Regions from separate parts of the Homo sapiens genome. Here region 2 is linked to region 1. The links are chromatin loops, found by intact Hi-C in ENCODE. Cell type or tissue: gastrocnemius medialis. All regions are shown on one strand. Links, peaks and the distances in the headings refer to the core of each region. The heading gives the core; the rest is flanking DNA.

Region 1 (15,991 bases), core at 7,620-15,619:
GTCTATTTTCACTGGCCCGTGCCCTAACCCTCTGAGGTAAGTTGTATTACTATCTCCATTTTGCAACAATAAAACTGAGGCCCAGAGAGAGTCCATCACTTGCCCAGGGTCACGTGGGCTTAAGCAACAGAATGGGGACCTGCCCCACAGCCCACACATAGCAGACCAGCAAAAAGCCTCCCACAACTGGCAGTTTACTGATTCTCCCCAAGACCAGAGGGCAGCCAGTAGGGAGGCCCTCAGGTCTGAAGCCAAGCTTAGAGGCTGGCTTGCCATGAGACCTCCAGGAAGCCGCTGTCCGCTCTAGACTGTTTCCCCACCAGGAAGTAAAGGGCTGGGACCGTAGGAGCTCTGAGGTTGCCTCCCACTCTGCCACTCTAGGTCGAGGGGTAGAGAGGCTGTGGGTCAGCTGGGGAGCCACCTCTACCAGGGGTTGCACGCTGCCTCTGCCACCCCTTGCTGGTGACCTGGGCCTCAGCTTCCCCATCTGTCCACTGAGGATAAGGGAACGCTGACCTTGCTCGATGGCCCCTGGCCTGCGGTGAGCATTCAAGAAGCCTCTTTGGCCGGCACTGTCAGGATGGCTCTCCGACACTGACAGGCTGGGCCCTACTGCTGCCTCTGCCCCCGGGCGTCCTTTGTTCCTCCAGGCCTCAGTTTCTCCAGCCACCGTCATCTCTTCTCCTTGAGGCCAGGAGCCTACATGATTTCCCGAGGATGGGAAGGCAGACGTGGAGGGCGGGGGCACATCAGGAAGCCACAGAAGGGGGGAAAGAAGTGAAAAAAGAAAACCAACCTGCCTCTCCCTTCCTGAGGACAGGCGGACAGGCGGCCAGGCGCCCCGACCAGTTCCCACCTCTGGGGCCCTTTGTGGGCCACACCCGGGCTGGCGAACAATAGCTGCTGACAGCAGCCCCGCAGGGGTCTCCAGAGGGCGGCCACTTCAAAGCCAGCCAGGCCTCCACTGGGCCAAGCAACCCAGTGGTCTGTGACCAGAGGGCTTTGTGTCAGGGACAGGGGTGTGGAGGTGGCTTTCTTTGTTTTCACGTAGTTAGTTTATTTAACAAGCACTTATGCAGTGCGGATTTTGTGCGGGGCACTCAGCTAAGGGCTTCGTGAGTTTTAACTCATTTAATCCTCAGACAACTGAGAAGAGCCAGGCATCAGCCTCACCTGCATTTTCTAGATGAGGAGACTGCCCAGAGAGGTGGGGGCACCTGCCTGCAATCACAGTTACTGGTGGTGGATGCGGGATGGATCCAGGCCAGCTGGTGTCAGGTCCCCACACCTTTGGGATGTGTGTCATTGTTCCTCCCCAAATCCTGGTCACGCCACCTCAGCCGTGTGAAGGGAAAATAAAATCTCAGGACCCCAAACTCACTATGCAGAAGGAAAAAGTTAAGCTTGGGAAGTGAGTCACACACACGCACAAAACCGGCCTGCTTTCTGTTCTTCAGCAGAGAGTTGTGAGATACAGGCCACGTATCTCCCCAGGCGGCCTCCCTCACCCTGACAATGTAAACTCACAGCTCATCTTCACAGGTGCCGGACAAAGAGACAAGAAATGAGCCATCCACCCACACATCTAGGCATGTGTCTCCTTCCTCCACCGTGTGTACACACCCTACCCTATGGAAAATGTGTGTGTTCTCTACCCTATGGAAAATGCAGATTTGCTGAGAGACATCGTGCATAATTACCTGAATTACCTGTTCCTCTGTCCCTTCCTGCTGTTTCCCCTTACATTTTTTTTTTAAGACACGGTCTCTGTCGCCCATGCTAGAGTGCAATGGCGCAATCAAAGCTCACTGCAGTCTCAACTTCCCGGGCCTAAGAGATCCTCCTACCTCAGCCTCCTGAGTAGCTGGGACTACAGGTACGCGCCACGATGCCCAGCTAATTTTTGTATTTTTTAGTAGAAACAGGGTTTTGCCATGTTGACCAGGTTGGTCTCGGACTCCTGAACTTAAGCAATCTGCCCTCCTCGGCTCCCCCAAGTGCTGGGATTACAGGTGTGAGCTACTGTGCTGGGCCTCCCCTTTAGTGTACTGAGGTTCTCAAAACTCTCTTTGGAAAAAGTGCAGGCCACAGATCCTACTGTGGCTCAGTCTCTTTCCTGAGCACATCTTCAACCTTGGCAAAATAAACCTCTAAGCTCATCGAGCCCCCTGTCTCAGATGGGTTTTGGTTTACAGTAGCAGGTTTGAAAGCCACCCTTGCTTTGCAGAATCTGCTGCTCCGAGGACAAGCCCCTGAGAGCCATGCTTTCAACTTTTCTGTGGCTCCCCCGGGATCCCCAAGGGACAGGCTGGTGCTAGCTGCTGCCAGGGGCCTCTGGTGGTGGCCCAGCAGGCCTTGCTGTGGGACGTGGTATTTTTCCACTCTTGCTGGTGAACCTCCGTGGCTCCTCTGAGCCCTAGACCCAAAAGCCCTGTGGCCCAACTGTCCAGGAAACTCACAAGGACAACTTTTCTCCATCCCCTCTGGGCAGTAGAAAAGAGGGTGGCTGAGCAGCAGGGGGAGCCGGGCATCCTTTGGGAGGTAAGTGTCTGGGCAGCAGCAGCAGCAGGGGGAGCCAGGCATCCTTTGGGAGGTAAGGGCCTGGGCAGCAGGGCTCGCCATTGATCCCAGAGATCCTAGGCAGGCCCTAAGGATCCTCAGCGCCCTGGCTGTTGGTGAGGGGCTTCACTAACTCATTTCACATAAGGGGAAGGTGAGGCTGAGAAAGTGAAAGGGCCTTGTTCAAAGTCATGCAGTCTGGGGGATCCAGAGCTAAAAGGACCTGGCTCTGACTACCCCCTGCTTTGTTTTTAACCAGGCAAAAAGAGCTGCTCCGGAGGCCAACAGCGAAGAGCCCCAGCCTCAGTGAATGTCCATGCTCACTCCGGGGCCTCCTCCCCTGTGCGTCTGCAGGGCTTGCACTTCCTGTGTGAGTGTCTGGATCTCTGCCCCCTTCCCAGACCCCACTCTGTGACAGCAGGGACATGCCTGCCACACGCCCTACTTACTGCATCCTCAGGCTGGCACGGGGGTGGGCACAAGAGGCGGAAGAGTGTGGGGCACCCAGGTCGGGAGTGGGGCCGCCTGGGTCCAAATCCCAGCACAGCCACTGACAAGCTGTGGGATGCTGGGCAAGGTAATGAGCCTCCTTGAACCTGAATTTCCCCATCTGTAAAATGGGACTAATAACTGCACATACTCCAAACCATGAGGAGGATTCAATGAGCTACCTAGCAGCACTGAGAATGCTGCCCGGCACTCACAGGCTACTGCGCTTTCGCCACCGTTATCACTATTTGTTGAATGGATTAATGGCAGCCTAGTTTCAACTTCCTGGAATAGTGAAAATTACAAAAAAGGAAACTGCAACCTAGAGAGGCAAAGTGACTTGAACTCAGATCCTGAGCCTCTCAGGCTGGGGCTCTCCCTCCATTACCCTCCAACTCCTCCTTGCTGGACTAGACACGAGAGCAGGGCCTTGGCAGGATGAGGTCCATCTGCTGCCTGTGGGCCCAGCCCCCACGTCAGCCACAAACCTGGTCTGTGGCCAGGGCTGGAAGCCATGGCCAGCGAGCAGGCAGCCTCTCAGCCATGGGGCTTGAGGAAGTTCACAGAGCCTGACTGTGTTTGTCTTGGCTTCTCTGGCCTGGCCCAGGCTCTGCTATTGTTCTGGGAATCACGCCCACCCCTGGGAGGCCTACAGCCACCCCACGAAGGAGGTTGTTGCTAAGGGTGAGAAGGGAGGACCCGTGGAAGATCACGTCTTTGCTCGGCCACAGCTGCAGCCTGGCACCCTCTCTCTGGCTTTGACACTATTCTCCTGTATTCTGCATTATGTCTCAAAAGTTGCTCACTGTCCCTGGCGGACATCAGCCTCCTCCATCAGACTGGGTGCTCCCCAAGGGTCTGGGTCAAACACACCTCAGGGCCTTTGCACAGGCTGTCACTTCTACCTGGAGATTTTCCCCTCCACATACTCACCTGGCTCAGCCCTTCACTTCCTTCACATCTTTGCCTAGAGTCACCTTCTTGGTAGGTCTTGCCTGGCCACCCTATTCAAAATTGCTCCCAACACTCCCCATTCTCCTTCTCTGCTTGACTTTTTCCCATAGCTCGCATCCCCATTTGACTCCTATATATTTTTCCCATTCGTTTTGTTACAACCTGACTCTTCCTGCCAGGCCATCAGCTCCTGGAGCACAGGAATTTTTGTCTGTTTTGTGAACCACTGCATGTCCCCCAGCCCTGTTTCTACAAAGCACCTGGCACACGGTAGAGGCTCAAAAAATACTAGTGCGTAAGTAAGTGATGATGTCTCTAGCACTGCTCAGGACCAGTGCTCCACAGAAACTTTCTCACTTCTGTGTGGGGAAACTGAGGCAGAGTGAAGAAGGGCATGGTGGCATGTGCCTGTGGTCTCAGCTACTCAGGAGGCTGAGGTGGGAGGATGGTTTGAGGATGGCTTGAGCCCAGAAAGTGAGCTGAGATCAAGCCACTGCATTTCAGCCTGGGCAACAGAGCCAGACCCCACCTCAAATTACAAAAAAAAAAAAAAAAAAAAAAAAAGAAGAGAATTAGCATTTACAGAACCGTCTGTGCCAAGCATTGTGCCAGGTGTTTAACACACCTCATTTTAACCCTACTATCACCTATTTTATAGAGGAGGAAACTGAGGCTCAGAGAGGAGGAAGTGACCTTGGACAAGTCACTTGACCTCCCTAAGCCTGAGTTTTCTCATTGTTTAAAGAAAGGAATAAAATGGTGTGCTTGTGAGACAGAGAACCGGGGTAGCACAGTGAAGGTGCTCTCCAAGGAGGTGCAGGAGTTACCCATGTCCCCTGCTCCCGCCTGTTCCGGGCAGGACCGTGCTCACTGGTGGGCACGGGCAGGTGTCCAAGGCCTGGACTGCTTCCCTTCCACCCTTGGCTTCAGGATGGCAGGGTGGTTCTGCCCCAAGAAACAAGCAGAGGGCACTGTGTGTGTTGGAGGGGGGTGCACAGGATCACCCCCATTCTACCTCTTGCAACCCTGGAGTCCCAGGTCTTGCAGGGTAAGTGACTGGAATAATTACTTGGATCTCTACAAATCTATGATTTTGCCTCTTTGGGGGCTCTTTATCCAGGGAGACACATTCCTCAACCCTCAATTCCACTGTGTGGCTGGGGCAGCTAAGGTCACTGCCCACAGCTCCATCTGGAATGCTACCTTAAGACGCTCCTTTGACTTTTGGGGGTTTTTTGATCTTAAAGAGACGTTCCCTCTTTTGGGATGTGAGTCACTGGGGAAAGCGTTGACAGGGCACTATCTAAAGGCAGATGAGCAAACGCCTTTGTTCTTTATAGCTTAGGGCCCTGGGTTCAGGCTCACACCTGTGATCACAACATACCCCCGCACCAGCCTTTGGCATCAGCAAAGCCATGACAACAGCCAGTGTCTAGGTTTTCAGGGAACAGTTCAGCTCTAATTAGTAACAGGTAACATTTCAGTTATGGGTTAACATTTCCACTATTGCTAATGTATCAGTTATACCTAAAACCTTAAAATTACAAGCTAACATTTTACATTTGTTAATCACTAACATCCTAGTCACTATGTGACATATTAATCAGCAGCAAACACTCCAGTTATGAATAATACTTTGGTTAACAGCTAACACCCTGGCCATGAGTGGATGATTTAATTATCAGCTAACGCTTTCCTGAACAACTAACATTGGAGGTGCCGGCTGAAATGTTAGTTATAACTCAGTTAATCTGATTTAGCAGCTAAAATCTAAGCCAGTGCCTCTCAACCCATAAAGTGCTCTTGGATTATCTGGGGATAATGTTACAACGCAGCCTTGGAGTTTGTAGGTTTGGGGCAGGCCCACGAAGCTCCCTGCAATGCTGATGGGAATGCTTGTGGCCCCCTCTGCAAAGCGAGGGTCCATGCTGTGGCTAATGGCTCTTACCACGGTTGCTGGCTAACCTCCTGTTACCAGCTAACCTATTTATTAGAAGCCCAACATTAGTTATCTGCTACCATCTGCACTGACTGCCAATACCTTGAGATGAGAAAGCTGTGGTGGATGGGGCTAGCTCGTGTAGGCTCCTGAGAGCCTGGCTCTTCAATATTCAGGAATTCTGTGAGCTGGTCATTAAACTGTGGACAGCTTGAAAGCAAACATGGTGGGAGCACTGACACCATGAAATGGACAAACGCTACAACAAACCTGAGTTTTACTTTTTTCCAGAGGGCGGGCTTACCAGCACGCCACCACTGGCCACCTCCCTCTTGGGGCGTGGCTAATTGCAGGCGGGAAGTGGGGGAGAGGGCCAGCCTGGCACAGCTCTCCAGGAGGCAGGGGACGGACAGAAGTCCAACTTACCTTCCCAGTGGACCTGACGCCCTTCCAGATGCAGAAGAAACACACTAGCCAGACTAAAAGAAGGCAGAGAGCGAGGTCCCATTTCAGAGAGCCTGGGTGGTCGATTCCAGGGGACAAGCTCAGCACGTTGCGCCTTGAAGCAAACACAGAGCCAGGAGTCAGTGAGGGGCCTGGCCCTGGAGTAGAGAGAGCCAAGGCTCGGACATTAACAGGCTGGGGGTCAAATCCCACCTGAGGCGCTGCATTTACATAAGTCACCTCACCTTTCCAAACCCAGGAATCCCCATTTGTCTTGAGACAGAGTTGTTGGAAAGAAAAGAAAAGGATAGACTCAGACTCCAGATTCAGGCAAACCCAGGTTCAACTTAGTCTGGCCTCAGGCAAGTTAAGGAACCCCTGAGCCTCAGTTTCCTCATCTGTGAAATGGGCACTGATTTTCTGTTGGGACTTCAGCAGAACCTTCTTCAGTGCCAACCGTGGGCCAAACACTAGGTTCAATTCTCAGCTCTACTGTTTGTTCCGTCACTGACAGAACGAAGTTAGCCAACTTTCCCAGACCTCTGGCTCCTCGTCTATAAAGTGTTGCCCTCCCCCAATATTGTCCCTTATTATTTTATTCATCCCTGTGTAACCTGGATCTCTCACTAAAATGTAAGTCACACAAGGTCCTAAATTCAGGGTCTGGGATGCAGCTAGCACTTGATAAACCTTTGCAGATGTTAACTGTGGTGTTCAGATGCCCAGGGAAGTTTCAGGCACACAGCCGGCACCTAAGCAATGCTGGTTTCCTCCCCTGCCCTGCCAGGGTTTTGAGGGTCTCAGAGAGAGGCAGGTAAACGGTTTTAAGGATAATTGGCACGGGACAGTCACCAACCCTGCCCAGGATGACACGGCAGAGCGTGGGTCTTTGGAGTCCAGACTTAAGCCTCCCACCAATCCGAGCTGATTCCTGCTGCCCTGCTAAACAAGCACACAAGTACCTACTCCCAGACATTCTTATGGATGACAGCATCTGAAAGCAGGCCAGGGCGATGCAGGGTACTGACAGCCCAGGCCATGAAACTTGATGCCCAGAAGTGGCACCCATGGTCCCAGAGCTCTGACTGCTGCAACAGTGATCGAGGACAGCCACGCTGAGAACAGAGACATCGGCCCTGCCCACTGGGCCTCCCAGGTTACCTGTCCACCACAGGCTGCTGGCCACAAGAGACAGGGTCTGCATGCTCCAGGGTGTTTGCGAACCCCTGGAAGAAGCTGAGTTTCCTTCTAATGGGAGTCAGCTCCCTGTCTGAAGGTCACACTCCCATGCAGGAGGGGCAGGGAGTGAAGTGTGACTCTGTGCCTCAGTTTCCCCTTTTGTAAAATGAGAATAACAGCTCCTGCCCAGGATGCTCTTGGGGAAGCATTCTGGAACATCCCAAGCTTTCAGCCAGTCCGTGGGATTACCCCCACAGTCAGGGCTCTGGTTCTCGGAACACACACCAGGCTAGACCCTTTATCATTTTTATTTTATTTTTTTTAGAGAAGCTTCAACATAAGGACTTTGAATAAATCCAAGATTCCCTTCTCAACTGGTATTCAAGCAAGGCCTTTCTTTAGTTTACTGCTGTGTTCCCAGCACCTAGAACAGCATCTGGCCCATTGGAGGACCTCAATAAAGACCTGTTGAGTGAATGAGTGAATGAATGGACTCAACTGGGAGGACAGCAAGTTCACATGTCACTGTAGGACCGATCCGTGAAATACTCCCACTAACAGCCATAAGACAGGACAGCTTTTCTTTGCCCTCTTCTTGCTGGTCACAGCGACATCAGTGGGCTCCCCCTGGCACCAGGGATGTCAACATGATAATGCTGATGGACGAAATAAAAGCTACCAGCAACCACCTGCTTTCCAAGGCCTTTTCAGTTTATCTCATCTGATCCCAGGAGTAGAGGCCATTCACCCCATTTTACAGATAGGGAAAATGAAGGCTTGGTGGGTCCACTTGCCCATGGTCACAGAGCCAGCAGGTGACACAGAGCTGCCACCCCAAGCCCACACCTGTCTGACTCCAAAACCAGTGCTCTCTCTACTCCACTACACTGTTGGTCTGGTTTTAAGAGAAAACAGAGCCTAAATTTTAACAATCTCTTCAGTCCTCTGCTATATGCTGATTTAACAATCTCTTCAGTCCTCTGCTATATGCTGGGATCACCTGGCACCTTGGGGCAGGGGGCATCCCTATAGGGCAGGCTGGCGGCCAACCACATCCCAGCTGGGGCCCTGCCAAGCATGTGGATCTGGCGCCTGCCACGGCTTTAAAACAAAAAGCCTTTCCTCATTCTGCAGGGCTCAGCACCTTCAGTGAAAGCCAGGGCAGGCTGGGCAGTGGCCCAAGACTTCCTTGTGAATGGGCAGCACCAGGAGAGGAGGAAGAGCACCTTTCCACCATCTCCCAGGCCCACCAGGTGCACTATCCTCCGTCTCAAAGGAAGCCTCCCTGAGGTTCTGGAAGACTCACTGTAGAGCCCCTGTCTGTCTTCCGCTGTCCTGTCCCACGCTGGGGAAATGTCTGTGTTGCCCACCAGACCCTGGACATCCCAAGGACAAGGGCTTTATATGCTGATAAGATGCCCAGTCACAAGACAGCCTTTCCTTTGATTCTTCAGGGCAAGCTGGCTGAGAAGCTTAATACTCCAGAGCCCTGATTCTGACCATACCCAGCCTGCAGCCAGCTCATCTAACAGCATCTGCCCTTCTCCTACCACCATGCTGGTCAAACCAGTGGTGCCCAATACTGATGGGAGGCTGCCACACTGACTTGTTCGGGGCAGCTGACCAGCTATGGAGTCTACAACAAAGAAAATGAGTCCTCCGCCTCCTTCTCCATTGCTGGTGGTAGTCCCTTTGTAGGACCTCATGGTGCCATCCAGGGACGTTTGCTTTGATCAGGCAATTCCATTCCTAGGATTACCTCCTATAGTTACATCTGCATGGGTGGCCAGAGACATAGTACCCCCCTCAAGCAGTGCTGTCTGTAGAGTGAAAGATTGGAAATGACTCAAATGTCCATCAAGAGGAGCTTGTAAACTGTGGAGCAGGCACACACTGGAATACAATGCAGCGGTGTAAAACAGGAAAGTTCTGTGTCCTACTAAGGAGCTCGGTCCTGGAGACAAAATGCAGGAAAGAAGCAAGGTGAAGAACAGTGCATGAGACATGCTCCCTACCGTGTAAAGAGGGAGGGAGACAGAGACACATTTGTACTTGAATACACACACACTATTTTTGGCAGGACACACAAGAAGCTGGTGGCAGTTGCTGCCTGTGTGGGGGAGGGGGATGCACTTTGCAAAGTATTTTTGCACTATTTCAATGTTTTTAATGTGCACATATCACCTTTATAAAAGTTATTTTAAATTCTTGAAAAGCTTTATAACGGGCCACGTGAACATACTAGGGCTGAAACCAATGTATCTCATCAATCAGGATTTGTCACAACACAGCCTGACACAGGCTCAGGGCCAGAGCAACCGACATTCTTTCCAAAGACATCTCGGGCAGCCATGCAGGCTGAATCTCAGGCAGGCCCCTCCACAGTCCCTTCCGTGTCTGACTTCCAGGGTCTTCCCAGCCAGAAAGCAGCCGATCAGGATCCCAGCCAATCCCTACCCAGCAGTGAGGGCGTGCTCAGTAAACTGTAGAGTGTCGTGCCGAGGGAACGCCATGGCGCCCTGCCACTCACCTGTGCCTCCTAAGTACCCCAGGAGGAAGCTGCACAGGCTCCCCACAGTGTTAACACAGCTCTCCCAGCACAGTCTCTGCCCCTGTCCAGGCCCCTGACGCCCCCAGGATGATTTCCAGCAGCCTCTTCGTTGGTCTTCCTCCCTCTACTCCTGCCCCAACAAGTCAGAGGGAATCTATCAATACCTATGTCAGGCCACATCCCTCCTCTGCTCCACGTCCTCCCAGGGCTCCCGCTCCCCGGCCAACACGGCCCTTCTGACCCTGCCATTCAGACTCACTTTTAAGAGCGAGGGGGTGCCAATTAGTAAACACACAGGTGAACGGGTGTAAAGGGGAAGTGTTCTGGGCAGGCTGCGGGTGCGGGCGCCCAAGCCCTACCCTCATCCCCCAGACTGCAGCATCACTTCCTCCTCCTTCAGCCACCCTAGCTGCTATCTGGGCCATTCCCTGAACAGGTCGAACGCGATCCTGCCTTAAGGCCTTGGACCTAACTGCTTCCCTCAGCCACTTGTTCCAAAACTCCCTCGCTCCTTTCCTTCAGGTCTCTGCTCAAAGGCCACATCCCCAGGGCAGCTGTTCCTGGCCACCCTCTGTAAAAAACATCCCTGGTCACTGTCCTTCCCCTGCCCTGAGCCTATTTCTCATCACTTATTGCTTTTATATTATAATTGTACATGTGCTATCTATTTAATGTCTGCCTGTCCCACTAAAATGTCAGTCCCAAGAAGGCAGGGTCTATGTCTGTCTTGATCACTGAACAGTGCCTGGTACCTAATAGGTGCTCAGCTGACATTAATTGAGTAAATTAATTATACCCATTTGGTTGATGGGGAAACTGAGGCTGAGACAAGTTCAGGAATGCACCTGAAATCACTCAGATAGAAATCAGCCATGGACCTGGTTCCTTTTTACTGATGCCACCCTGGGGCCAGCCACCTCATGTGCCGGGCATGGTGCTGGCCTTGGCAAGGGCCCCATCATCCCCAGCTTCCTCGTCTGTCTCATACAGAGGGAGGAGACTCCGAGGTAAGCTGCATTCTTGTCCAAGAATAGTAATGATTCACTCCAGGGTGGGATCCAAAAAAGAACTGCCTGGACGTCTGTTTTGAGTCGGCCGCCCTGCTGCCGTCCAGCCGGCACTCAGAGATGTAAATACGTCCTCCTAGCGGGCCAAATCGTTTCCTTTTGACTGCACGCCAGCCATTTATTGGCCATGGCTCTCCCCTGGAGACTAGCAGAGGCAACAATTATAAAAGGGCCCGTCCGCCCAGAGCACGGGGCCGTGCAGCCTTTCTCCACCGCCTCCTCTTTCCGACAGCTGCAGGGGAAGATTGGCTGAGCAGGCCTTGTTTGCAAATATGACTCATTTCTTTGATTCTAATAAAGTCTAATGATACGTGCCGAGCTCCCAGGGGGTCTGGAGGAGCCTAGGAGGAAGGCACGGCTCCAGCCTGATGGAGGGCCTCTGGCCAGGTCTGGCCCCGCCTGTCCTCCAGGGCGACCTTGGGACAGAGGTGACCCCAGACAGCAAGGAGAAGCAGGGGACAAAAGCTCTGCTTCCCCATCCCAGAGCAACTCGGCGCTCAATTATAAAGCCAGCATGAAATGACTGTCTCTGGGGCCCCAGCGGCTTCTCATGAGGATCTGGGAAAGTGCAGCTCACTGGCTTCTGCTGAGAATGGTGACTTAGCACTGCACACAGGGTGGGTGTAGGGGGTCCAGGCCGAGAGAAGACCCCAAGAGTAACCTGGGAGCGGGGAGACACACATGTGGCACAATGTGACCTGTGACCATGGACTTGGGCTCCCAAGCCTGGCCCGGGCTCTGGGCTGGTGGCTGGTGGGGACACAGACAAAAGGTTAGCTGGAGGCAGGATGCAGTGCTGAATGCCAGGGCTGGAAGCTTTGCTCCTTCTAGCTGTGCACGTGACCTCGGGCAGGGCACTGCACGTCTTGCATCGTCAGTGTCCCGTGGCCCCCTGCAAAGCACATCCCTGGTCTTAGCTCCAAAACACTCAAGCCAGGCTGTGAGTCATTGGGACCACGCTACTTCTGTTTACAGAGGAGAGAAGAGGGCGTGGAGAGGTGAGGTCACTGCCTCAAGGTCGTGCAGCTGGGATGTGTGGGAGCCAGAGTTGAGCTTTGTCTCCCCCCACAAGGAAAGGGGAATGTCACCCATTGCTGCTCTGCTGCCTCCTCTGTGAAAACAGAGGGAGGAAGGGCTGGCAGGGAGGGTCAACAGGGACCTTTCCTGCCCAGAAGAAGCTGGGAGATGGCTCCGCTCCCCTGGTGCCTCGTACCCCTGACTTCCAGAGACTACTGAGCACCTGCCAGCAGCACCTGCCAGCAACTCCTGCTGAAGGAAAGGACGGGCCAGGGACCTATGCATCTGGGGCATATAAGAGAAGTGAAAGGAAGCAACAGCTGGGGCTGGGCTTCAGCTTGAGGGTCACCAAGACCAACCTTCGAGGGTATCCTCACTGCTCTGCCGCCCAACTGGCTCCCAGACAGCAACGCGCAAAAAATCCTGACAAGATTCACTCGAGAGAAACCCCAGGGTCAGACGCTGCAGGGTTGGTGGCTATCTTCAGGGGGATTCAGATAAGTTTCACCCAAAGGGAACCCAGACCTGCTGAAGGCTGAGGTCTCCGAGGCCCCGTATACAGTCAGTGCTCAGCATACATCCAGCCTCTCTTTCCCACCAGTGTGTTCCTTAAGGAATGTCCAAAAATCACATTCAATTCAGTCACACCACCTCCCTTCTCATATACCTTCTATGGTTCCTCCTCCAAGAGAACAAAGTTCAAATGTACCCGCCTAACATTCAAGGCTTTGACCCTTCTCCCTGGCCCTACCTGGCCCTCACCCGTGCATCCTATGCTCTAGCCAAACCATCCCAAATACTCATGTGCTTTCAGAATGCTGACTCTGCATGGGCTGTTCCTCCTACCTAGACTGTCTTGTCACTCTCCTTTTCTGCCTAGTGAACTTCTACTCATCCTTCAAAGCCCAGCTCATATGCTCCTCCATCTGCAGATGGGGAAGTGAGCCAGAGAGAGGTAGTGATTTGCTGCTCCACGCAGGTGGATGAAGACATGGAACTAATGAGGAGATTCAGCACCCAGTGAGCACTTGCTGTGTTGAAATAGTCTCAATCCTTTCTGCCAGGGTGAGATCATAGCATGGGAAAAGCCATGAGAGGGTTCTGAGCTGGGAATTAACAGGTTGGATTCAGAATTGGTTACGGAGGTGCAAGGATAAGGCACGGAGAGATCCAAGAGGCCAGTGCTGGTGTCCAGGAGAGTGATGGGGGTCCCATGGGGGTGACAGTGCATGGGGACAGTGCTCAGATTGTAGGTATACTCTGAAGGGGGAGCCAAGAAGATGTGTGAATTGGATGTGGGATTTGAGGTAGAAAGAAGAGTTTTGGATGATGCCTAGCTATTTCCTCTACTTAGAGACTGAAAGAAATGACAGGGGCAAGTTCCTAGTACTATGCTCACAGGAGTCAACTATTCCCTACTGGTTCTCTTGCCTTTCCACCATTGCATGCCAAGAAAAGAGAAGGCTCTTGAAGGCAGGAGGCCGGGTCTTTCTTGCCCACGGCACCTGGCTCAGGGCTGGAACTGAGCTGTCCCCTGGTGTAGCTCTCTGGCCTCGGCCTGTGCTGTGAAGGCAGGTCACAGGAGGCAGTGCTGGTCTTGCCTAAGCCTGCTTTCCAGGCTCCTGCTCCATGGCCCTCAATCTTCCCCAGGGTTCTAGAAAGAGGGCAGCTTATTTGTGAATGTTCAGGTGGTCTCACAAAGCTCTGCTGGAATCTGGGGCTAGGGGTGCAGGGGTAGGAGAGGTGTGAGAGCTGGAGTGGGAGGTGAGTACCAAGCTGGCAGCCAGGGTTCTTTGGACAGAGCAAATCCATCTGGATCATGCAGAAGCTTGGGAAGATGCCTGCAGAACCAGACACTTTCCAAAGATAAATACTGTCTCAGTGTCTTCCAGGCCAGAAAATGGAGCTGGGGTGCTCAGAATGGAGATTCTGGAAGGCAAGGGTCCCAGAATACCCCCGAGGGCCCGGTCCCTCTGGAAGGTGTGAGTGAGGACTGGCCAACCTGAGGACCTCACATTGCTCCCAAGTGTTCCCTCTCTAAGACCCCTGGGTCCTAGACAACAGCGAGACAAGCAGAGCCCAGAAGAGGATGACCCCTTTACAATAGGGGGTGATTCTTTAAGTTCATAACACACAAAGAAACTGCCCTGAGGGGTAGTTTTATGCACTATGAGGGCACTCGATAAATAATAATGGATTCTGGCCAGGCACAGTGGCTCACGCCTGTAATCCCAGCACTTTGGGAGGCTGAGGCAGGCAGATCATGAGGTCAGGAGATTGAGACCATCCTGGCCAACATGGTGAAACCCCATCTCTACCAAAAATACAAAAATTAGCTGGACATAGTGGTGTGTTCCTGTAATCCCAGCTACTTGGGAGGCTGAGGCAGGAGAATTGCTTGAACCAGGGAGTCGGAGGTTGCAGTGAGCCGAGATCACGCCACTGCACTCCAGCCTGGCAACAGAGTGAGACTCTGTCTCAAAAACAAAATAACAGTAATAATAATAATAATAATGGATTCTCAGGGCTGGCCACCCAGGATCTCATGCAGTCAGGGCCATCCTACAACCTTGGGATGTCAGCACTGCCATCTCCCCAGGTGCAGGTGAGGATACCACGGCCCAGAGAGCGGGATACTTCCGCCTAAGCTAGAAGTGGCAAAGTGAGGGTTCAAACCCAGGCAGGCCAGTCAATGTCTGAGGCAAGGAGGTCCCAGCAAACGCCTTCAGTAACTGGCTGAGTGCCAGTGTCCAGGAGTGGGGAAGGCCCGGTTTTCAGGCCACTCCAAAAACAGCAGAGAAAGGACAAGGCTGTGCCTTGGACCCCATTCAAGTGAGAAAAAGGAAGTGCCAGCCTTTCTTTGTCTGTGAACTCAGCTCCCCAGGGAGCGGGGAACCGAGGGGCAATGATTGTGCTTCCAATGTCCCTTTTGTTTGTAAGTGGAAAATATACACACTAGAGGAACCCCCAGTGACAGTGGGCCTAAGGACCTGCCCTGAGCATACACTGAAGGCCTGGAGCAGCGACAGTGACACGGACCGACCAAGTAAGGGCTCCACACCAGTGAGGGCAACCGACCCCTTCTTTGCCAACGATGTCCCAGCCCTGACCCCAAAGCATGGCTGGGGCCAGTCGGTAGGCCGCTCCCTCTTCTCTGGCCCATTCCTGGGCCAGCTCCTAAGAGGTGGGTAAACACCTTGAAAATGGCAAAACCACACACAAAAGACAGGGACTGTCATCTCGTGATGATTCAGAACCAGAACCACCCTCTTCCTTAACAGCACCCCTGCCCCTGGCTCACAACCTTCACTCAAGGCCTCATCTCAGTTATTTCCAGGGTCAAGGGGCTGCACTTGAGTGCTGAGCCCCAAGGCTGGCTTATGAAGAAGAGGGAAATGATGCAGTAGCCTATTTTTGATCAGCCTCTAAGCACTATGTTAGAAGAATGTCTCCACACATCAGCTCACTCAAGAGTTCCCCAAGATCAGGACTCCACATCCCACCTTTCTGATGTTTGTCCTCTGTATCCTCCCTGTAGTTACTGACTACAGTTCTTCACTCCTCTCATGAAGAGACAGAATTTATTTCCTCCACCTCTTGAATCTGGGTTTGTCTTGTGGCTTTCTTTGGCCAAAGGGACATGAACAAAAATGATACAGACAGAGGCTTGAAAAGCACTTGGGTTTCGGGGATTGACCGTTTCTTGTTCCTAGAGTGCTTGCTTAGTGGCCGGTGACAAGCCCAGGCTAGCCTGCTGGGTGATGAAACCACAGGGACCAGTTGCCCCTCACA
Region 2 (15,991 bases), core at 3,887-11,886, 130 kb after region 1:
CTGGTGCAGTGGCTCACGCCTGTCATCCCAACAGTTTGGGAGGCTGATGTGGGAGGATTACTTGAGCCCTAGAGTTTAAGACAAGCCTGGGTAACACAGTGGGACATGACCTCTACAAAAAATAAATTAAAACAAAATTGGCTGGGCGTGGTAGTGCACACCTATAGTCCTAGCTACTGTGGAGGCTAAAGTGGGAGGATTGCTTGAGCCTGGGATGTCGAGGCTGCAGTAAGCTGTGATCACACCACTGCATTCCAGTCTGGGCGACAGAGCAAGGCCCTAACTCAAAAAATAAAATAAAATAAAAGGTGGAAAAAAATAGCGCATTTCTCAAAGGATGGCTGTGAGAATTAAACGGGTTAATATATGCAAAGCACTGAGGATACTGCCAGGCACAGAGTAAGCACAGTCATACAATTACAATGACATTTTAGTCAATGGCCGACCGTGTACGTGATGGCGGTCCCACAATATTTTAATGAAGCTGAAAAATCCCTATCGCGTAGTGGTGTCTTGATGATCCCGAGCCTATGTAGGCCTGGGCTAATGTGTGCGTTCGTGACTTCGTTTTTAACAAAAAAGTTTACAAAGTAAAAAAAAAAAAATTAAAAGTTTTAAAATAGGAAATAGCTTATAGAATAAGGATATAAAGAAATAAAATATTTTTGTACAGCCGCACAAGGTGTTTTAAGCTAAGTGTTATTAGAAAGGACTCAAAAAGTTTAAAAAGTTTAAAAGTTTATAAAGTAAAAAAGTGACAGTAAACTAAAGTGAATTTAGAGTAGCCCAAGTTTCCAGTGTTTCTGAAGTCTGCAGTGGTGCAGTCATGCCCTACACCTTCACGTGCACTCACCACTCACTCGCTGACCCACCCAGGGCAACGTCCAGTCCTGCAAGCTCCATTCATGGTAAGGGCCCTGTACAGGGGAACCACTTTTTATCTTTCACACCGTATTTTCACTGTTTCTTTTTTATGTTTGGATATGTTCAGGTCCACAAATACTTCTCACTGTGTTCCAACTGCCTGCAGTGTTCCGTACAGTCATACGCTGTACAGGTGGGTAGCCTAGGAGCAGCAGGCCATCCCATGCAGCCTAGGTGTATAGTGGGCTGTGCCACGTGGGTGTGTAAGGACACTCTCTGTTGTCTGCACGACAAGGAGATTGCCTAAGGACACATTTCTTAAAACGCTCCCCATCACTCGACACAGGATAGTGCTGACTTCTTCTGCCCTCCTGTGTGTGTGGAGTGGGGCGTGGTGTTTGTCCTCCCTCCACACTGACACTTCCCGAGGCCCACAGCTAAGAGGGCAGAGCTGGGATTCTGACTCTGCATCCAGTGCTCATCTGCCCTTAAGTCCTTTCTTATAAATAAAAAAAACCCCAGCAGAGTTTGCTCTAACCTCTAGCTTTATCCGGGGGAGAAAATTAAAATAGTTCACAACTGGCAGGACAAAGCAACCCACTGGCATGGATGCCAGCAGCAAACAGCCAAGCTGGATGTTGCAGGGCACCCAACGGCATCCCTGCTCCCAAGTGACATTTCCTGCCTTGGACTGCAGTTCTCTGTGGATGTCTCTGTCTCCTCTTCTAGGTCTTGGGCTCCTTGAGGCCTGGGCCACAGTCCTCCATTATGTCACCGCGCCATGGCCTGGCGCACAGGGTCCGGCACATAGTAGGTGCTTCACAGGCAGGCATTCATTCCAAGGCTACTACACGCTGGGCCCTACGCTAGGGACGGGGGATGTGGTGGTCAGTTCCAGGTCCCTGCCCCTTGGGAACCTCGTACCGTGGTAGGGAAGGTAGTCAGTGACAAGCACACAAATGCAGGAGGTCCCTGCAGGGCGTGGAGTGCCAAGAGTGAGATGCACAGGGAGCTGTGCGGAGAGCCGCTGGAGTAGTGATTTGCTATTTTAGGAAGGAATTAGGGGAGGCCTTCCTGGGGAGGTGACATTCATGTCAGACAGATCTGGGGGCTAAGAAGGAAGCAGCCAGGGGAGGGGTGAAGGAAGAGGTGATGCAGGCAGAGGAGACTGATGTGCAAACACCCCCAGGTGAGACTGAGTGTGGGGCGTTGATGGCTTGTAGGGGAGCCAGGGAGGGGCGGGTGGCAAAGATGCAAATGATGAGCCCCGGTCAAGGGTATGGGGATGATGAGAATCAATGGACAGGTCAAGCAAGAGAGTGACATCATCTCATTTATGTTTTGAAAGAATCCATCTGGGCTGGGCGTGGTGGCTCACGCCTGTAATCCATGCATTTTGGGAGGCCAAGGCGGGAAGATCACTTGAAGCCAGGAGTCTGAGACAAGCCTGGGCAACATAGTGAGACCCCATCTGTACTAAAAATAAAAAAACTTAGCCAGGGGTGGTGGTGCGTGCCTCCAGTCCCAGCTGCTTGGAAGGCTGACGGGGGAGGATTGCTTGAGCCCAGGTGGTGGAGGCTGCAGTGAGCTGTGATCACATCACTGCACTTTAGCCCAGGCAACAGAGTGAGAATCTGTCTCAGAAAAAAAAAAGAAAAGTAAAAAAGAAAAAAGATAGAAGAATCCCTCTGGCTGCTGAGAGAAGAATGAGTCGCAGAGAGCTGGAGGGGATGCATGGATGAATGAGGAACGATTCCTCCAGCAGCTTGGAGTGAGTAGCTTTTACTTCACAGCACACTAGAGTAATTACCCTCATTACCCTTGTTCCTCTGAGTCAGCAGGACTTCTGGAAACCTGAGCTTTCTCAACAACAAAGCAGAAGGAAGAACAATGAACTCACGCTGGTACAGAACGGAACAATAGCTGGTGGTGCGCATAGGCACCTGTGTTGTGGAGAGTCAGGTCACTTGCCAAAGCTCCAATAGGCTCCAAGAGCTACACATTGAACTGAGTTAAATTTTAACAGAAGAAATCTAAAAGGAATAGTTTGGGCTTGTCCCACAAATATACACGGTCCATACTGTGTTTTATTTATTTATTTAAGAGACGAGGTTTCCCTGTGTTGCCCAGGCTGGTCTCCAACAACTGGGCTCAAGCGATCCTCCTGCCTGAGCCTCCTGAGTAGCTGAGACTACAGGTGTGAACCACCACACCCGGCCGTACTGTGTTTTAAACAAATCTGAAATCTTTGCTGACATTTCAAAAGAAGACTTTCTGTAAAAATCTAGATATCTAGCTTCCTTGGAAAACGCCAGAGCTTTGGCAGCCCAAGGTCTGCATTCCCTCCTGGCCACAGTCAGGGAGCGGAGCTAAGTCTGCCTCTTTCAGATGTTTGCTGCAGTCCCCACCAGTCCTTACTGTCCTCCCAGTCTAGTCACTGGTTACATTAATGGTGCCCAGGGCATTTGAGTTTGTGATCCCTATTTTTGTTTTCAAACATAGAAAATTCTGATAATGCCAAGGTTTGGTGATGATGTGCAGCAGCTGGAATTTTCATCCTCTACTGTGGCAGTCTAAATTGGGGTGGCCATTTTGGAAACTACCCAGTAATTTCTAGTAAACTTGGAATTATTTAGTAAATTAGAGACATGTTTAACATGACCCAGCAAGTCCTGTCCTGCCTTTTTACCCTAGAGGAACTCATACCCACACCCACCAGAAGACATGCACAAGCACAATTTGCTATAACCTAGAGTAACCCAATGGCCATCAGCAGAAGAATGATAAATAGCTCTACGTTGGAATAGTATACAGCAATGAAAATGAATGAGTTATAGCTATGTGAATGAACAAATGAATGAATGGATGAATAAATGATGGAGACACAATGTGAGTGAAAAAAGCAGGTCTCAGAAGAATACAAACAGAATGAGTCCATTCCTATAGAGTGTCCAGACAGGCATACAAAACAATATGCTATGTAGGGAATAGACTAGAGGTAGTACAATTAAAAAGAAAATCAGAGGAATAACGAACGTAAAATCCCAGCTAGTGATTACCTCTGAGAAAGGGAGAAGGATGCATAGTAGTAATGTTCTATTTTATAAGCTGGTGGTAGAAGTTCACAGTTTGCAATATTATTATTATTTTAAATTATTATTAATATTAGTTGTTTTAGAATTTTTTTTTTCTTAAGATATATTTTGGCCAGGCATGGTGGCTCACACCTATAATCCCAGCACTTTGGGAGGCTGAGGCAAGAGGATTGCTTGAGCCCAGAAGTTCAAGACCAGCCTGGGCAACATAGTGAGACCCTGTCTCTACAAAAAAATTAAAAATTAGCCAGGTATGGTGGCTCACACCTGTAGGACCAGAGGCTTGGGAGGGTGAGGTGGGAAGATCGTTTGAGCCTGGGAGGTCAAGGCTGCAGTGTGCCATGATAGTGCCACTTGCATTTCAGCCTTGGTGACAGAGCAAGACCCTGTCTCAAAAAAAAAAATAAATAAATAAAAGATATTTTGCTGAAGACAAATATAACTAGGGCAGCATAAATTGTATACATCTTAAGTGTTCACTTCAATGAGTTTTTTACACTTGTAGTTGCCCTTGATATTATCACTTGAGCAAGATTTGAGAGATTTCCCACACCCCAGAAACTTCCCTTGTTTTCATTTGCAATCACCTTCAGCCCCCAGAAACTTGTGCATTGATTTCTTTCTTTCTTTCTTTCTTTTTTGATACAGAGTCTCACTCTGTCGCCCAGGCTGGAGTGCAGTGGCACCATCTCAGATCACTGCAACCTTCACCTCCTGGGTTCTACCAATTCTCCCACCTCAGTCTCCCGAGTAGCCAGGACTACAGGCGTACATGCCACCATGACCAGCTAATTTTGTATTTTTAGTAGAGACGGGGTTTCACCATGTTGGCCAGGCTGATCTCGAACTCCTGACCTCAAGTTGATTCACCCACCTCGGCCTCCCAAAGTGCTGGGATTACAGGGATTACAGGCATGAGCCACAACACCCCACCTTGTGTGTTGATATCTTTCAGCGCAGCTCAACTTTGCCTGTCCCAGAGCTTCACGTAAATGGACTTGTACAGGATGTTCTCTCTGGGGTCTGGCATCTTTCCCTCAGTGTGCTGTTTTGGAAATGTATCCAGGTTATTGTGTCTATCAGTAGTTCATTTCTTTTTATTACTGAGTAGTATTCCATAGTACGGATGCTCCACAGTTTTATTTATCCACATCCCTGGTGATAGAAATTTGGGTTGTTTCCAGTTTGGGGCTCATATGTGTGTGACAGCTGTCACACATATTTGCATATGAGTCTTTGTGGAGACATGTTTTCATCTCTCCTGGGTAAAGAAGCTGGGAGTGGAATGATTGAGTTATTCAGTAGATGTCTGCTTAATTTAAGGTATCTTAAAAATCCCATTAGCTGCCTGACTTTATAGGAAACTTGCCGATGTTTTCCCAAATATCTGCACAGTTCACACATCCTCCAGCAGAGTCAGAGCCCCAGCCGCTCCTCATCCTCATGGCACTTGGTGTTGTAAGTTTTACAAAAAAAATGCAGCCATTCTGGTAGGTGTAAAATGGCATCTGGTTATAATTATAATTTTAACATTTTGTGTTTCCTTGGTGCTGAGCATCGTTCTATGTGCTTATCAGCCAGATACCTTCTTTTGTATCTGTTCAAGTCTTCTGCCATGTTTCACAATTGGATTATTCATCTTTTCTTTTTTTTTTTTTTTATTTTTATGACGGAGTCTCGCTCTGTCACATAGGCTGGAGTACAGTGACGCTGTCTCGGCTCACTACAACCTCCGGCTCCTGGGTTCAAGTGATTCTCCTGCCTCAGCCTCCCGAGTAGCTAGGACTACAAGTGGGCACTACCAGGCTCAGCTAATTTTTGTATTTTTAGTGGAGACGGGGTTTCACCATGTTGGCCAGGGTGGTCTTGAACTCCTGACCTCAAGTGGTCTGCCCGCCTCGGCCTCCCCAAGTGCTGGGATTACAGGCGTGAGCCACCGAGCCTGGCCAGGATTATTCATCTTGTTACTGTTCATTTGTAGTTATTTATATGTTCTCAAATAAACCCTTTGTGACACACACACACACACACACACACACACACACACACGCAGAGTCAATATTGTTTCCCAGTCTTTGGTTTGCCTATTAGTTTTGTTAATGCTGTCTTTTAATGAGCAGAAAATTTGAACTTGGATGAAATCCAACTTATCCATTTTTTTTCTTTTAAAGTTAGTGCTTTTTGTGTCCTGACCAAGAAACCCTTGCCTCTCTAATGTTGCAAAAATATTAATGTGTTTCCTTTATAAGCTTGGCTTTGCTTTTTACATTTAGATCCATTTCAAATTGATTTTTGAATCAATTGCAGCAGTTGACATATATATTTTTTTCTATATCTATGTCTCATTGTTTCAGCACCATTAGTTGAAAGTGCTTTCCTTGGCCAGGCATGTTGGTTCATGCCTGTATGAGCCAACAGCTCCCACTTCCTTTTGGGAGGCTGAGGTGGGAGGATCACTTGAGGCCAGGAGTTTGAGACCAGACTGGCAACATAACAGGACTCTGTCTCTACAAAAACAAAAAAATTAGCCAAGTGTGGTCGTATGCACCTGTGATCCCAGCAACTTGGGAGGCTGAGGCAGGAGGATTGCTTGAGCCCCAGCAGTTGAGGCTGCAGTGATCATGATTGTCTCAAAAAGGAAAAAAAGTGCTTTTATTACCCTATTGATTTGACTTAATTTGCTTTGACTTATTGTTTTAAAATTATTTTTTAGTGGTTATAATCTTCTGTTGTATTTATATTTCACATTTGAAAAAAGGCTGCCCTCTCAGTGCCACCTCTGTGCAGATATCATGCTCAGGGCTGGGGAGAGTGTGGTGTTATGACAGCCCCTCCCTGGCCCTGTGGAGCTGACAGTCCAGCAATGAGACTGAGATTGCTGAGTCAAATAATGAGGTGGATATGGTTTCTCCCTCATGGAGGAGAAATTAATGGAAACCAATTGCTAGACGTGTGCCGAGGGAGGCCTTCCCAGGGAATATGTTAATGTGAATAAGATCTGAAGGTCTTAATGGACCACAAGCTCGAGACCTTCCTCCTGTACATCTCAGACCCTCTCCTCTGTTCTGTCTTGTTTTGGGATCTTTGGCTCATCTTTGAGAAAGGGTCAGAGCAGACAGAGAAAAATCTAGAGGTGGCTACAGAGCAGGGAGAGGGCTGGAGGTCCTGTCCTATGAAGAGCGGGAGACAGGTAGCTCTGAGGTCCAAAGGGCAGAGCCAGGACATTCCCATCTTCTAGATAGGCATAGGCAGGCAGACCTCAGCTCTAAGCAGGGAAGTTTTACCTGGGCATGCACTGTTCAACATCTCTATAGGATTCCAAGGGAGAGAGAGGTTTGTCCTGAACCTCAAGTCCCCTCTTCATTATGGTGTATTATTTGAAGGCTTTCCGAGGCTTCCAGTCCTCCACACCAAGTTCCTCTGACAATAATGGCCACCTTTGCCCTTGAGCTCTGTGGCCACTAGTCAAGGCCCTCAGATAGGGACCTGGCCCTTCCAGGCTATTTACTGGAAGGACGCTTTGGTTCCCCTTCACGCCCAGCAGCAGAGTGGGAGGACCCAAGAAAGCTCTGCGGAATGCGCCGCCAGCCCCTTGGCTCTGTCTGGAATTTCACGGGGACATTTTGCAGTCACTAAACTTAGCACCAGTGCCTATGGCTTCTGGGTAGGCCCAGGCATGCCAGGGGCTAAGAATGAATCACAGAGTGAGTTGTCAGGAAAAAATGTGATGGGCTGGGCTCTGGGGACACGTTTTACTGTGGGCAGGGGGCACGGTCCTGAGAGGGAGTCTCTGGGACCCCTGGGACTCCTGGGATCTCTCCCATCCTGTTCTCCTTGGCCCAGAGATGCAGCCCTTACCCCAGAAAAGGGTCTATGCTCCATGCTTTTGGGGCTGGGGTGTCTGGTCTATCATGTATTCCACAAATATTTATTGAGGGCCTACTATGTGTCAGCCACCCTGCCAACCCCTGAAGATTCTGTGGGGAATTTGGCAGACGTCGTCTTGCCCTATGGAGTTTAGATTCTCCTGGGGAGGACAGATGGGTTCAGACCAAGGGGGCTACGGGAGCTGAGAGGTGGAGTCCCAGGCAGGGGAAATCGAGGGGAGATTCCTGGAGGAGGCGTCTAAATGGAGACCTGGAGGTGGAGGAAGAGCTCAGCTGGGGAAAGGAAGGAAGGGTGGTTCAAGCCCTTGAGGAACTAGGAGCGGTTCCCTGACACCCGGCCCAAATGCTTCCCACCCTACCATGATGCCATTTGGACTTTTCGCCTGTTTCCTGGAGACTACGTCACATGAGAGAAAGAGGCCACTCTTAGGGGTTGGGCAGACTTGGTCTGGAATCCAAGCTCCCACTTTCTGTGTGACCCACAGTAAGCCAGCCTGCCTCTCTGAGCGTCAGTTTCCTCTTCTGTACAATGGGGGTAATAACGGGTCCTCCTTCCAAGGGCCAGAGTGTACCTAAGTGAATGTGCTGGGCACAGTGTCTAATGCTCTGCAGATTGTCGGTAAAGGGAGCTCTTCCAACCTGGCCTGCAGTTCCCATCCTCCATCAGTCTGTGAGTGCTGCCCCTTCTCCAAAGCCCTACCCAGGGACTGGCCCAGGAAGGCAGTGATACATGCTGCTGGGGCCAGGAAGCTTTGTTTTTCATGTAGTCCCGGGGCTGTGGCTTGGGAAGAAACGCCAGCTACGTGGGGAGGGTTGCCCAAGTGCCTGGATTGAAACCCTCGTCCCCTCACCAGCCCCGCCTGCCTCCCGGGGGGACAAAGAGAAGGTCAGCCTCTCTTCTGTGGCCAGCAGCTGTCAGTGACAGGACCCAAGTGCTGCCCTTGGTTTCTTTCTTCTATGCGGATGTGGCCCTGGTGGCTGCCAGCCCTCAGATGGACAGGAACAGCTTTCCGCTGCCCTCACTCCAGGGACGCGTATGCACCACTGACCCACATCTGCCAACCAGTCCCACAAGATTATGCAGGCAAGGGCAGGGGTCTGGGAGCCCCATTCCTGTCCTGTCTGCCTGTTTCAGGAGCTTCTCCAGGCCTGGGGGGTGGGGGATAAACCCCACCCAATGCTTGACCTCTTCCTGGACTGCCAGCCTCAGGAAATCCTGCCTATAATTTGTCACACATTCCCTTGGGGCTGCTAAGCTTTTATTTTTAGGATTTATTGAGCACCTCCTGTGTGACCCAGGGTCATCTCATGAATTACTCTACCCCATAACCTGGGGGCAGGGTCATCCCCATGGTTTAAAGACAGGGGATCATGGTGCAGAGAAGTGAGGTGGCCGCCTGAGGTCACACAGCCAGGAGAGGGTAAGCTGGGAATGGAATCCAGCCTGCTGACTCCGAAGCTCACTGACGCCAGGAAAGGACTCTGAACTCAGCAAGGGAACCCCTACCTGTTACAGACGAGAAAGCTGAGCAGCAGGGGGAAACTGTCAGCAGCCATGGGTGGCAGAGCCCGAGTTTGAACCCGAGCCTGTAAACTGAGACCAAGGACTCTAAGGGGACAGAGCCAGGTTGCCTGCAGGGTCTAGCAGTGGATACGGGCCAGATCTTGGACTCTGGATAATCCAGTTCAAATTCCATCTTGCCCTAGCACCGTGCAGCACACACAGTGAACGTGCAGTAAACATGGTAGAGTGGATGAAAGCGAGGCGGGAGTGAGGACGACCTTGTGAGTGCCCTTGATCTGGGTGACCAGAATGACACACTAATGAGCCAGGCTGCCTGGAGCTCTCTTATCTTCATATTCAAATGGCACCCCCCCTCCCCACCAATTCCTCTGGCCATGGTTGATTGGGTTAAGGGTTGGCACCAACTGGGTCAATCACAGTCCACCCTCCCTGGCCATGGAAGAGTGGCCCAGGCATAGACAATCTAAACTGGGCCAATGAGTCTCAGCCCAGGAATGTTTTTTTTAAAACTTGGGACACAGAAGGTTGAGTTCAGAGCCTATAAAATACAAAACTCAGGGGCCAGAGGCAACTATGTTTCCATTTATGTAGCAGCAGTGACGGTGACAGCAATAGTCTCCATTAGGATGGCTTTCTCCTGCAAGTCAGAACAAATCTGTCCCTCAATGGCTTAATAACTAAAGTTATATTTTCCTCATGTGACAAGACATCTAGAGACAGGTGACCACAGGCATTGGTTCGGCCACTCAATGAGGTTAGAACTGGAATTTTGTGGTTTTCTTGCCTTTCTCTTATGGGTATAAGATGGCTGCCTCTGCTCCAGTCATTACATCTGCATTCAAGGAAGGATAAAAAGGGGAAGGGCTAGGCCAGTTGTGTTCGACATTTTTTTTATCAAGGATACAAAAACTTTCCCAGAACTCATAGCAGGTGTCTGCTTACATCTCATGGCTGAGATGGTGAGGCTGGGAAAGAGCATCCTGCTGAAGAAAATCAGGGATTTTATTTTATTTTATTTTATTTTATTTTATTTTATTTTATTTTATTTTATTTTATTTTATTTTATTTTATTTTATTTTAGACAGGGTCTGGCTCTGCAGCCCAGGCTAGAGTACAGTGGTGCAATCATACCTTACTGCAGCCTCAACCTCTTGGGCTCAAGTGATCCTCCTATATCAGCCTCCCAAGTAACTGGGACCACAAGCATGCCCCACCATACCTGGTTAATTTTTTCATTTTTTTGTAGAGGTAGGGTCTCGCTCTGTTGCCCAGGCTGGTTTCCAACTCCTGGGCTCAAGTGGTTCTCCTGCCTCGACCTCCCAAAGTATTGGGATTACAGGTGTGACCCACTGCAGGGCTCGGCCAGGGCTCTTTTAAATGAGAAGGGATGCTAGGTGGGCAACCACCTGCCTCTGTCCTGTGGCAGTCTTCAAGGAGTAGCGATAAGGGATGGGGAGAGGCTTGTGGTGACATCTGGGTGGCTGATTCTAGATTTTGGCCCAAACTTTCCCTTGGATTCTGTGATTCCTTAAACACTACTTTTGGGCTAAGGTGGTGTAAATGGGTTTCCACACTAGCTCAAGAACTGCTCTGGATGCCAGGCCCATTGGCCCCTTCTGAGGACGGTGGCTGCCTAGGAATCTGTGCCCATCAGGGGCCATGATTTGGGTCATGATCTGGTCACCATGCCAACAGTGGGTGGCCCAGTAACCTAGGACCCAGGACCTGGCAAAATGACAGTCTCCTCTCATGGAGGGAAATGCAATGGGGTAGCCCAGCCCCAGGCTTCCCAAAGACAAAGGAAGAGGTCTCCAAAATGTGCCAATGTGCTGGGTGGCAGACAGCAGCCACTACCCACTCTGGTGGAACAAGAACTGTGAGAGACTAAAAGGGCCTCTCCGGGGAATGCAGGAGATGGGGCCACGCTCAGTTCTGTGAGATCATGTCAATCTTGGTGCTCCAGGCAGAATTGGCTTCATATGGGGATAACAGACTATAGAATTTGATGACCTGGGTCCAAAGCCTAGCTCGTGCAGAGTTAGCTCTCTGAACTTCAGTTTCCCCACCTGTCAAATGCGGCCAATAATAGTTCCCATCTCTGTTGGAGATTTAATGAAATGTAGTAAAGCACTTGGCATACTGTCTAGAACATGGTAAGTGCTTAAGAAATAGCAGTAGTTTCAGTAGTTTTCTAAAAAATTGTTTTTGTTTTAGAGACGGGGTCTTGCTATGTTGCCCAGGCTGGACTCAAACTCTTGAGCTCAAGTGATCCTCCTGCCTCAGTCTTTCGAGTAATTGGGACTAGCGGTGGGTAATAAATAATAGTTTTAATATTATGATTATCATAGGCCCTCAGGAAACATTTGTTAAAAGGAAGTAAAAATAAATTAGGTCCCAACATTAGCCTTGTCACAGCTTGGGGTCACAAATATGGACATGGTAGGGTGTTGCTGGGCTGGGCAGGAAGCAGTTAGTATTCCCCAGCTCTCCTGGGTAGGCTCTGGCTGAGGGCAGCACGATGACTTCACAGGCAGATGTTCCCTGTCTCCTCTTTCGGATGAATGACGGGCAGCATTTGCCACCATAACATGCTTCTGGAGGAGCTGCTGGACTGCCCCACATGGCACAGGCCAAGAAAAGAGCCTCTTGACAGCTCTACTCCAGTATCTGAAATGCACCAAACAGCCCTCCAGAAAGACCTCCTCACATTCTCTGAGCAAAAGGCACCACTGCTCAATCAGAAACATGGACTCTGTCCGCGATGCCTCCTCTTTTCTCATTCCACTTCCAATCTATCCCAAGTCCCACGACTTTACCCCAAAGAGCTCTCTAGTCTGCACCCCTGTCTCTGATTCATCACCCAACATCCATCAGGTTGGCAGCTGTAACAAACAGTCCCAGGTCTCAGGGCTCAACACAAGGAAGGTTTGTCCTTTTCAGCACAGTCCAATGCAGTGAATGGTGAGTCTCTGCTCCATACAGTCATTCAGCAACCCAGGCTCCTTCCAGCCAGTGGCTTTGCCACCCCTCAGGCCTTGGAGTTCTGCATTGGACCCTCTGCAGGAGGCAAGCGGGAAAGAGAAACAGCCCAGAGGATTGTATGGGAGAGTTTCCTTGGCCAGGGCAGGAAGTTCCTTACATCACTTCTGCCCACATTCTATTGGCCGGAACTAAATCACATGGTCCTACCTCACTGCAGAGGAGCCTGGGAAATGTAGTCCAGCTGAGTGCCCAGGAGAAAAAGGAAGTAAGGCAAACACACAGCATTGTCTCTCCAGAAACATGCTTGTCCACATCCCCTTCATCTCTTGCCTGGTCTCCTTGAATTTGTTTCGGCTCTCTCCCGACTCTTCTCCAAAGAGCAGCCAGAAGGATGTTTTCCAAGACCAGAATCTGATCATAGCCTTTGTCTGCTTCAAACCCTCCCATGATTTCCCACTGCTAATAGGATACAGGCCAGCTTCCTTCCCAGCTAAGTTACGTGTGAACTGGCCACTGCTGACCCCTCCACACCCAGTTTTTCCCAGTTAAAAATCTCCCCGTTTTTCAGCTTGAGAACGTTGGTGATTTTCTTATTCAAGGTTTGCTCATTCAACAGAAATAATATATATGTATTTTTAATTAAGGTGTTCTAGGAGATCTTTTGAAGAGTTATGTAAATATAATATGAGAATGTGTTTGGGATTTTTTTTTTTTAGAAACTCAAGCCTTCTGAGTTTAGAAACTCAGGCCTTCTTTATTTCTAAAAGAAAAAAAATTTTTTTTTTTTCCCCTCAGACTAGGTAGGGTCAAATTGTGTCTCTGAAGTTCCACAGCAAACATTTGAACAATACATCTCCAGGCCTTGCTGTTCAAAGCCCCTTGCAATCAAATCTAATCTTAACCCAGCTTCCCAGCTGCAGGTGGTGATGTGTTGGTGAACTGGCTCTCTGGAGGGGGAAAAAAATGTTCTGACTTGTAGAGTCTGCCGATTTCCATGGTGCAAATACTTCCACAGTGGCAGATTTCAAGCTCCCAGGGTGACATTGTCAAATGCAGCATTGGAAGAGAGATGCACAGTTGGCTCTCATCAGCCAGTAGGACCAGCCCAGAGACTCTGACACTGAGATAATCTGGAAATTCCCATTATGCTGATGAGTTAACTCGGGCTTGATGAGGTTATGTAATTTGCCCCAGATCACACAGCCACAGAGTGGCTAAGCCAGGATTCAAACCCTGCCTGTATGGATCCAGCCTTTGTATTTAAGCACCTTAGTTTCCTGCCCTTTCCTTCTTTCTCTTCCTAACCAACTCCTGTTCATTCCTCGAAGCCCTGCTCAAGAGCCCTACTCACCTCTCTGAAGCCCTCCCTGACTTCTGGAAGACTTATTATGCCAAATAATGTTTAGATATGATATGATAGAGAAAGAAGTTGGGGTGGAAAGGAGATTTTCTGGGGAGCTGAAGAGAGAGAAGTTGGGGGAAAAGAGTGGGAGATGATGGAACAGAAAGCAGAAAACAGGAAAAAAAGAAAAGCAGCAAAGGAGATGTAACATGGCCACTGCAGATGTGTTAAATAGAACAGAAACTAAACAGCATATCCTCATAAGCCTTCTGAAACATGCTGCCCAGGAATCGCAAACTCCAGCGTCTGCAAGGGACTTGCAGAGGATGAAGATCAGGAAAACAGACCAGGTTTACAAGACAGCAAGGGGTAGCAGAGAGGGCACCCTGTCTCACAGGGACAGCCCCTGCTCAAGCCCAGGTGACTGTGGCCAGAAGACCCCAATCTCATGCTCCCTATGCCCCAGCTCACTGGTCCTGGTCAGTCTGTTTACTTATCTATTTTCTGAATTGGCAATCACAGCTAGCAGCCTGATAGGGCTAGGGGTAAGACAAGAGAGGCACAAAATTTAAAGAGGCATCCAAAAATCATTTCCAGATTCCAGGGGGAGTCTCAGACAACCGGAAGGCAACGCCTCCCGACCTCCACACAAACACACACAGTGGGCACACAAGGGTGTGCATACGTGCACACACTTAACAGGTGAGGAAACTGAGGCTCAGAGAAAGAAATGCATTTGCTACTGCCTCTGCCTGGAGTGTTCTTCCCCCACTCATCGCCTGGCTGGTGCTTCTTCGTCACTCTGCGCTGCACACACTGGTACTCAGGGCATGGCCCCAGTCCCGGGCAGCAGAGAGTGCACAGGGATGGGGTTTGCGTTGACTCTTTGCTCCCCGGCTGTGTGGCATTAGGCAAGCTACTTTAGCAACTTGGTGCCTCTGTTTCCTCATCTACATGATACTATGAGGTCTTCCTCTAGAATGCTCATCAAGATGAACCTGGAAGATGCCTGCAGAGCACTTAACACAGTACCTGGCCCAGAGTGGATGCTAGATACATGCTGGGCAAGATAAAGTAATGAGAAGTTGCAGGCATTAAGGATAGCCAGGTAATTAGGCCAGACTGTGGCCAGCTTGGAGCACCGCAGTGCTTTAGTGGGCACTGGGGAGTCATTGAAGGTACTTGAGCAGGGTAGTGACTGGCCGAAGGGGAGTGTCCTGGGACTTATTCTGGCACTGACTGTGTTGTTTATCAGTGGCTGGGTGAAGACCTTAGCTCCAGTTGAGACATGAAGGAATTGCCAACAAAAGCGCCCCGGGAAGCCCTGGAACAATGGCTTCTCAGTTGCCTCTGAGGAGTCAGATTCCTGCTGTCCAAACCACCCCACTTCCTGCTCCGAACCTGCTGGGAGCTGCGGAAGGTGCCTTTATCCCCTGGTAATGAGCCAGGGGGGGAAATATGAATTCATCCCTGGGCCATTACCAAGCCCCATATCCAACCTGAAACCTCTGCCAAAGGTGCCTGCACAGGCTAAGGAGACTGGCAATCCCAGCCTCTGGAGCTTACTTAGGCAAACAGCATCCCTAAAGTGTCTTTCATATTCCGTGTAGATGGCTACATCCGACATTAGCGCTTTGTTTGCACTTCAAGTTCAAAGAAAGTTTAGAGTGTTAAGTCTGAGATTAAACCCAATCTGTGGTTAAGGTTCCATATTAAAAGAAAGGCCTCTCTGTCCACCAGTGGGCAGGTAAAGGCTATGAAAGTATATAGATTAGCTTGGTTTAGAAGCTTAAGATCATAGAGTCTTAGTCTTATCTCACCCCTCTGTTTGTTGTTAGCAAACTGTCACCTGGTTAAGGTAAAAAACATTCTTCTCAAGGGCACCCAGCTAACTCAGTGTCAGGGTGGGATAGAGTTTGCCTCACTGGATTCTCAGTTTTGAAGGCACACCACACAATAAAATTGATTTGTCAAAAAATCTTCGTTGAGTGGGTGCAAATTCAATGTGGTTTGTTTTCAAAGCCTGTGCTTGACTTAGCAAGATGGAAAAAAAAGAAGACTGTCTAAAACCCGGTTCATAATTCAGAAAGATTTTTTTAAAAATCTGGCTGGTTTTAAAGTTGTAGGTTTCCAACTTCTTAAAAGTTATTATTTTTTAAGAGGATAATTTATTTTGGTTCTTAACTTTAATGGAAACTGGTTGGCAAAGGGTCTCTATGATGACCACATGGGGTCATCAACTGGTTGGTGAATTGGCAGTGATAGTCAAACCTCTCAGGTCTAAGGGAGGAAATAG

What was found. A loop is a pair of places that touch in the nucleus more often than their neighbours do. Peaks named below come from ENCODE experiments on the same cell type or tissue, not always from the same donor. Only the 100,000 strongest peaks of a DNase experiment are listed, where the experiment ranks them.
Region 2: it touches region 1 in a loop (2.2-fold over the local background); 2 of 110 quality-filtered maps call a loop at or near these places.

What each region holds. Positions count from the first base shown.
Region 1 is chr3:14,448,459-14,464,449 of GRCh38, reverse strand. SLC6A6 (solute carrier family 6 member 6) reads right to left here. Exons shown (of 15, transcript NM_003043.6): 6 at 6,368-6,500. Among named protein-coding and RNA genes, the nearest start is that of SLC6A6, 54 kb to the right of the region's middle. RefSeq lists enhancers at 2,675-2,724, 2,528-3,049, 3,050-3,571, 3,572-4,093, 12,177-12,984 and 1 more. In gastrocnemius medialis, for the core only: no CTCF peak of the experiment used is centred there; DNase peaks (open chromatin) are centred at 11,369, 12,099 and 12,394; H3K27ac peaks cover 5,170 bases.
Region 2 is chr3:14,316,348-14,332,338 of GRCh38, reverse strand. No RefSeq gene overlaps it. Among named protein-coding and RNA genes, the nearest start is that of LINC01267, 28 kb to the left of the region's middle. RefSeq lists enhancers at 1-185, 7,647-7,816, 8,806-9,399, 12,428-12,487, 12,508-12,817 and a silencer at 3,080-3,273. In gastrocnemius medialis, for the core only: no CTCF peak of the experiment used is centred there; DNase peaks (open chromatin) are centred at 4,918, 7,608 and 8,748; H3K27ac peaks cover 7,259 bases.